Regions from separate parts of the Homo sapiens genome. Here region 1 is linked to region 2. The links are chromatin loops, found by intact Hi-C in ENCODE. Cell type or tissue: PC-9. All regions are shown on one strand. Region 1 overlaps SLC6A2 (solute carrier family 6 member 2). Region 2 has its middle 7.5 kb from the start of MMP2.

Region 1 (4,000 bases), 200 kb after region 2:
AAGGCACTGGCCGCGGGTAGCTGGCTGTTTTTTCATTCCTACTTAGCCATTTCACCACTCTTTGGTCTTCTTAATCTGTTTCCACCTGAATGAAGCTTTGGCTGGCCCACATCAAATGCACTCACAGAGAAGAGCCGCAGGCACATGCAGACCCATCATCTTCCCTCCTTTTCTCATGTTACTGTGCCTCCCAGCCAGCAGAGGAAGAATAACTCCAAACTGGGCAGTTTACCTATGTGTTGGCAGTGTCACCCAGAGGTTTAGAGTTGAGGAAACTGGCCAAAGTGAGATGCCTGGTTAACTGGCTGATGCTGCTTTTCCCCTTCCTTGGCCATGCAGCAGAGTATTGAGTCGCTGGGGGCAACCCACAGTGGCGAGGTCGGAGCAGCGACTCCTAGCTTTTTCCTTCCCCACGTTCCCTTGGGCCACTGACTTCCATCTTCAGGCCTATCAAAGATTTTTTGTTTATTTGTTTGTTTTGTTTTCTTCTCTCTTTTTCTCTCTCTCTAAATTTTTTTTTTTTGAGTCAGCATCTCACTCTGTCACCCAGGCTGCAGGGCAGTGGCATGATCATAGCTCACTGAGCCTCAAACTCTGATGCCCAGGCTGTTCTTGAGTTCCTGGGCTCAAGTAAGCCTCCTGCCTTGGCCTCCCTAAATGCTGGGACTACAGGCATGAGCCACTGTGCCTGGCCCTATTAAACAGTTTAATACAGCTATCTAACTGCCCCTTGCCCTGGCTCTAGATCCTCAAGGGGAGTAGCAGTTGGCCACAAGGCAGAGTGGGGCTGCGCCAGATCCAGGTTTGAAGCCAAGCTTCATACTTGCTAGTTGGACAAGCAACTTAACCTTTCTAAGCCTCAGTTTCCTCATCTGTAAAAGGGATTGTGGTAATTCTCTCTCAGGGGTGGTTTTAAATAAATAATTATGTAAAAACTTGTGTGCAGCTTGGCATATAACAGGTGCTCAACAAACGGTACTTGTTACTTTCAGCAACCCCACTGCCTACCTCCATCTACATCAGCACACCAGCACCACCATTACTGTCAGCAATGTGCATAGGGACATGGGTCAGGTGGCAAACCAGCCCTTTCTATGTGGGAGAGGGAGAAAGGAAGAGAATGAAAGGAAGAAATGAGGAAGGGGAGAAATAGCACATGGCCACTCCAGAGACTTCCAGCCTGGAGCAGTGGCTGTAGCATTGGGCCAGCCTATGACCAATAGACCACATGGCTTAGCTGGTCCCAGATCCCCCATTTCAGAACAACCTACCCTCTGATCCTATTCAGACTCATGTCCTTCATCTAGGCTGGAATGTTCCAGAATCTGTGGGGCATGTTGGAAACAGCTCTGGAGCTCTTGAGCCAGGCAGACCTGGACCCAAATCCTAGATCCACAACTTATCAGCAGGATAAGGTCGGTCAGGTCATTTAATTTCTCCAACCCTCAGTTTCCTCATCTGAAAAATGGGTATAGCAGTTGCTATGTCAGAGGGTTTCTGGGTAGTGTAAGTGGGATCAAGCCCAGGTCCTGCTTGATACACAGGAGATGTTCATTTCCCAGTAGTTTTACCTTTTCCCCCTTTCTGCCCTGCCCCCCACCACTGATCCATCTTCTACTCACAAGGGACTAGGTCTCTCAGCATTAGGGCCAACACTTCATGCTTCCTACTTAGGAGAGGCACCCTGAGAAACAAGTGGAGACTGATAGTCTGAGTAGCTGAGTGAGTTTGACCCTAGGTATCATGTGACTTTGCCACAGTTCTTTGCTATCTTGAAACCTTAGTTTCCATATCTGTAAAATGGAAATAATAATGATCTTTGATCTTTGTGGTGAGGATTGAATGAAAGTGCTTGGAGCTCAGAAGGGGACGAGCAAGTGTGAGCTGCTGGTATCCATTGTTAATATTGCTAATGTTACCATTGTTAAAGTATTTCCTGTTTTCTTGATGTGGGTAGGTCAGAGAGTATTTGGTTTCCAGGGTTACAACACCTTAGCTAAAGGCCAGTGGTAACAGGAGTTTGGATCTGGCCTGGCCACCTCCAGCTGTGCGTGGAAAGGAGCTGGTGTGTTGCTTTGGGCACACTTGCAAGCTGGGGCTCATATGACATGTGTCCCAGTGAGTCACCTCGCAGAGTCAGAATCCACTAAGCACATCCCGGACTGCCAGGGTGTACTGAGAATTGTCTCTGCAACTCAGACACGTCTAAGTCCACCAGGAATTCTCCCAGGAATTAATTGCTGCCTGGTGCCCAGGGACCCCATGAAGTTTCTGTGATGTTCTGGGTGGGTAACTTCCCTGGTCAGAGACTTGAACCTCTGCCCCTTTGCTTCAGCCACCTGTAACAGTGGGGACCTAGTGGGTCACAAGGCCGGAATGTGAATCCGGCTTCCATCACCTACCAGCAGCACCAAAAGGAGCCATTAGACTCCCTTCTCTGCCCCTCAGTTTGCCCTGGGGGTACGTAATGACCCTGACTGGTTATTATGTTTGCAGGCTGTTGTGAAACTCTAAGAAGAATCCAGTGAGATCATGCTTGGGAAAGCAAGCCACATATACCCCTATGTGATAGGATGCCAGCAAAATTAGAAACTCCGTCATGTAAATTTAGGCACTGTCTCTTTTTCTCTGGTTTCAATTTTCTTGCCTGTAAAAGGAAGGGTTTGGGTTAGATTGGCATTCCCAGAGTGATGATTCATAAAAGAAAAAGTTCAGTGTTTAAATAAATCTGGTAAAGGCTACACCTGTGATCCCCCTCCTGGCACATCACAGCATGCACTTGTGTATCAAAGGCTAGGAGAAGCCTGCAAGAAGCAAACCTATTTTGCTTTGCTTAACCTAGATTTTACTAATTTGACCACAGAACCTCACTATTATGGTTATGATTATTACTACCACAAATATTCTTACTCTTATGATAATTAGTATTGATTGCTGCGCGTCGCCTTTGGAAACAGCCAGCTGAGCAGACGCCCAGGATCTTTGCAGCTCTTGCAGACACGGATCCAAGACTGGGAGGGGCAGGGGTCTGTCAGGTCACACTCTGCCCCTGTGTCCTCCAGGTGCCTTCTTGATCCCGTACACACTGTTCCTTATCATCGCGGGGATGCCCCTGTTCTACATGGAGCTGGCTCTGGGACAGTACAACCGGGAGGGGGCTGCCACCGTTTGGAAAATCTGCCCATTCTTCAAAGGTAAAGAAGGGGTGGGAGAAAGTCACGGTTGTTCATAAAGGCTTCCCTGTTGCCCTTGGGGAATCTGCTCCAGTGGTGAGATCTAAGGTAGACCTCCTGTCATGTGGGATTCACAGGTATTGACAAGGTCAACAGTGTCCCCCATTCCAAGTTACGTGGAGAGCATTCAGTGTGTTGGGAATAGCATTAGCATAGAAATTCTGGAAACCTGGGTTCTAATCCAGCTTACCTGCTGAGTACCCAGAGAATCTATTTCCTGTATGGGAAATTTTTACGTAAGTATCAGAAGTACCCAGCACATACACCACTACTCTCTCCTTTTGCTCCCATGGCAGGCGTTAGAAGTTGATCATGGATCTTTTTGAGCCCAGCCGGAAAGCTGATTCAAAATCCTTAGTACAATAGCCACAACTAGTTGATTGCAGCTGAAATATAACATGAAGCCTACTTGCATTTGGGACTAAGAACACATCTGCAGAAAGTAGGCAGAGCAACTGCTATTTCTTGGCCCCTATACAGCTGGGAGAAGGGCATGGAGGAAGAGTTAGTCTCTCCCAAGCACTGGTTGGAGAACTGGGCACAGATGGCAACGAGGGCCAGTGTGACTCCCATGAGCCTCTTCTCCGCTGGCACGTGCCTCCTGAGTACCTCTTGTGTACTCAGTCCTGTGGGAGATACAGCTGGTGCAAGAGTCTTATAAGACATGTGCATTCGTTACTTTTTTTGTTGTTAATTGTCAGAAATTCAACTCAAACTGGCTTCAGTATAAAAGAGAATTGACTTCTGTTACAGTAAAGTCCGGGGAT
Region 2 (4,000 bases):
GGAGCTGAGACCTTAAAGATGAGAAGCTTTGCAGTTCAAGGGAACATTGAATGCAAAATCCAGTGGGGACAGATGTGTTAGTTGCGTCCTCCAGGAATCAGAGTCTGAGATGAAGCTATAAGTTTGGGGGACTAAGAAAAAAAAGGGGGAATGAAGCATATTTGAAAAGAGAGAATCTCAGACCTCCACACAGCTCTGAAAAGTATCAACCCACCCAATGGGGAGCTCTGGAGAAAGGATAGAGTCCCACATTTAGGCAGATACACCAGGCTCTAGCCCCCTGCCGTGCTTAACCATTAGCTGGGGCTTGACTGAAAGGAGGATGGCTTAGGCTTAAAGGCTGAGGCTGTCATTTCACTGCATTCTGCTGCTGAATGGCAAGTTCTTTCTTTTTCTTTTCTTTTCTTTTTTTTTTTTTGAGACAGGATCTTGTTCTGTCTCCCAGGGTGGAGTTCAGTGGCGCAATCTTGGCTCACTGCAACCTCCACCTCCGGGGTTCAAGCAATCCTCCCACCTCAGCCTCCTGAGTAGCTGGGACTACAGGCATGCACCACCACTCCTGGCTAATTTTTAATGGAGATAGGGTTTCACCATGTTGGTTAGGCTGGTCTCGAACTCCTCACCTCAAGTGATCCACATGCCTCGGCCTCTCAAAGTGTTGGGATTACAGGCGAGAGCGACTGAGCCCGGTCTGCAAGTTCTTTCTTAAAAGAAGACCCGAGCAGCCACCTTTATGGCCCTCACCACAGGGTTGCTATCTTTCAGGAATAGAGAGAAGGCTAGTGTGGCCCAAGCTGAAAGATCAAGGGAAAGAATGCAAAGATAGAAGCCAGAGCTGGGCCCTCCTCTTTGCCTCCCCAGGTGGCTCTGCACCTCCCACCCTCAGACTGCATTGCCCAGCTCCTGTGCTCCCTGGGATGGACTGGGTTCTGCCAATGGGAAGCCTGGCAAAAGATCAGAAGGAGAGAGGAGAATAAAGTCAGTGTGTTTATTTCCGGATTCCTCCTGGGAGGTTGCCTGGGGCTGGCTGCTTCATTCATGGCCTCTGCTGTGTGCAATTTTCCCTCCTTTTGGGTTCCAGGAACTGCTCCCTCTGGTCAGCCCTCTGGGCCTGGTGCTTCTGGCCCAGGTCCCTGCGTGCCACCCCTTGGCTTCCCTTATACCCTACCCCTGTGCTTTGGAATTAATCCATCATCAGTAAGCTCTCCTCGAATTATCCTTATCCGGGAGGGCCATCTGCTCCCTCCTGGGATCCCGATTGCTGCAGAGAGGTCACAGCAGGGTGTGGAGGGTTCTGCAGGCTGTGGCAAGGAGTTGTGGTTTTATTTAAGAGTAAGTCAAAGTTGGCAAAGGGTTTTAAGAACAGTAACCAGGACTTCTGAGCCTCTGGAGCTTGGAATCCATGAGCCTGGTGTTGAGGAGCCCAGCAGAGAACCTAAATCTTCTGGGATGTCTTGGCCCTGGGGAACGCCCTGCCTCTGCTCCTTAAGGGCTGTGTGTTCCAGCCCACTTTTGGGCCCTTGAATGCTTCTCAGATGTACCTGGGACCTGTGACAAAACCAAGGAGGGCAGGGACCTCGGGTAGAGGGTCTCTGTAGCCTTCATGCTCTTTCTGGCCTTTCCTTCTACCCTGGGGACCACCCCACCAGCCCTAACTCTGTTTACTGAGCCTGCCCTTCCATCTGCTCATATGTATGGAAGAATCATTCATTTCTTCAACCATTTATTTGTTCAACAGATATTTATTGAGTACCTACTATGTGCAAAACCCCGTTCTAAGTACTGGAAACACAACTGACATTCTAGTTCAGAAGTCAATAAAGAAGTCAGAAATAAAAGTTACAAGATTGTTTCAAGACAGCAGTAGCTTCCAGAAATGAAATAACACAGAGGTGACTCATTTTAGGGGATGACTAGTCAAGCAAGGCTTCACTGAGGAGGCAGCACTGGAGCTGAGACCTTAAAGATGAGAAGCTTTGCAGTTTCTTATCTTTAAGATGGGAGGTTTCTCGGCTAAGAGGTTTCTCAGCTAAAGTCTTTCACTGTTTCAGTCAAGACTTTCAGGTTGCAAGTGACAGAAACTCAACCCAGGCAGCTTTAAGCAAAAAACAAAACAAAACTCAAAGTTGAGAGGAGGAGATTTATTGGCTCACAAACTAAAAAGTGAAGGATACTTCTGGCTACAGGCAGGGCTGGGTCCAGGGTTTCCACTGATTTTTTGGCTCTGTTCCCATTGGTGAAGCTTCAACCTCGGGAAGCCTCTATCTAACCTTAAAGGTAGCTCCACGCTTAGGTCAGACCAACTTCATTTACAGGTGAAAGTGTAGGTGCATCCCAAATAGAGGCATAACTCCTAGAGGTTGCAAGTTCAATTCCAGGCAGCCACCATGAAGCAAATATTGCAATAAAGCAAGTGACACACAGTTTTTGGTTTCCCAATACATATAAAAGTTATGGGCAGGGCATAGTGGCTCACACTTGTAATCCCAGCAATTTGGAAAGCTGAGGGGGGAACATTGCTTAAGCCCAGGAATTTGAGACCAGCCTGGGCAACATAGTGAGACCCTGTCTCCACAAAAAAAATCAAAAAAATTAGCTGGGCATGGTAGTGCATACCTGTGGTCCCAGCTACTCGGGAGGCGGATGTGGGAGTATCACTTGAGCCCAGGAGGTAGAAGCTGCAGTGAGCCATGATTGTATCACTGCACTCCAGCCTTGGTGACACAGTAAGACCCTGATTATAAAAAAACCAGTTATGTTTACATTACATTATAGTCTATTAAGTGTGTAATAGCATTATGTTTAAAAAAAAGTACATACTCTAATTTAAAAACACTTGATTGGTAAAAAAAAAAAAAAAAAAAAAAAAAAAAAAAAAAAAAAAAGAGCACCATCATCTGAGCCTTCAGTGAGTCATAGTCTTTTTGCTGGCAAAGAGTGTTGCCTCATTGTTAATGGCTGCTAACTGATCAGGGTGGTGGCTGCTGAAGGCTGGGGTGGCTGTGGCAATTGCCTAAAATAAGACAACAATAAAGTTTGCTGCATTGATTGACCGTTCTTTTCACAAAAGATTTCTCTGCAGCATGCAATGCTGTTTGATAGCATTTTATCTACACTAGAACTTCTTTTAAAATTCAAGTAAATCCTCCCAAACCCTGCCACCACTCCTTTATCAACTAAGTTTATGGAATATTCTAAATCCTTTGTTGTCATTTCAACAATGTTCACAGCATCTTCACCAAGAGTAGGTTTTTGTCTCGAGAAACCACTTTCTTTGCTCATCCATAAGCAGCTCCTTATCCATTCAAGTTTGATCATGAGATTATAGCAATTCAGTCACATCTTTAGGCTCCACTTCTAATTCTAATTCTCTTGTTATTTCTGTCACATCTGCAGTTACTTCCTCCACTGAAGTCTTGAACCTCTGAAAGTCATCCATGAGAGTTGCAAATGACTTCTTCCAAACTCCTGCTAATGTTGATATTTTGACCTCCTCCGATGAAATCATGAATGTTTTTAAGGGCATCTGAAACGGTTAATCCTTTTCACAAGATTTTCAATTTACTTTGCCCAGATCCATCAGAGGAATCACTATGTATGACAGCTATAGCCTTATGAAATAAATTTCTTAAATAATAAGACTTGAAAGTCAGAATTACTCCTCGATCCATGGGCTGCAGAATGGATGTTGTGTTAGCAGGCATGAAAACATGAATCTCATACATCTCAATCAGAGCTCTTGGGTGGCCAGGTGCCTTCTCAATAAGCAGTAGTAGTTTGAAAGAAATTTTCGTAAGGGCCCAATATTTTTGAATTAGCGGGCAAGCATTGGCTTCAACTTAAAGCCACTAGCTGCATTAACCCCTGACAAGAGAGTCAGCCTGTCCTTTGAATCAGGCATTGACTTCTCATCTCTAGATATAAAAGTCCTAGATGGGATCTTCTTTCAGTAGAAGGCTGTTTCATCTACACTGAAAATCTGTTGTTTAGTGTAGCCACC

The links. Hi-C counts contacts between places; a loop is a spot of excess contacts. Peaks named below come from ENCODE experiments on the same cell type or tissue, not always from the same donor. Only the 100,000 strongest peaks of a DNase experiment are listed, where the experiment ranks them.
Region 1: it touches region 2 in a loop (14-fold over the local background); 1 of 110 quality-filtered maps calls a loop at or near these places.

Annotation. Positions count from the first base shown.
Region 1 is chr16:55,666,503-55,670,502 of GRCh38, forward strand. It overlaps SLC6A2 (solute carrier family 6 member 2), which reads left to right. Exons shown (of 15, transcript NM_001172501.3): 3 at 3,063-3,194. Among named protein-coding and RNA genes, the nearest start is that of SLC6A2, 13 kb to the left of the region's middle. In PC-9, no CTCF peak of the experiment used is centred here; DNase peaks (open chromatin) are centred at 2,039 and 2,619; H3K4me3 peaks cover 869 bases; H3K27ac peaks cover 3,914 bases.
Region 2 is chr16:55,469,716-55,473,715 of GRCh38, forward strand. No RefSeq gene overlaps it. Among named protein-coding and RNA genes, the nearest start is that of MMP2, 7.5 kb to the right of the region's middle. RefSeq lists enhancers at 46-937, 938-1,828. In PC-9, no CTCF peak of the experiment used is centred here; DNase peaks (open chromatin) are centred at 986, 1,276, 1,936, 2,926 and 1 weaker place; H3K4me3 peaks cover 881 bases; H3K27ac peaks cover 3,846 bases.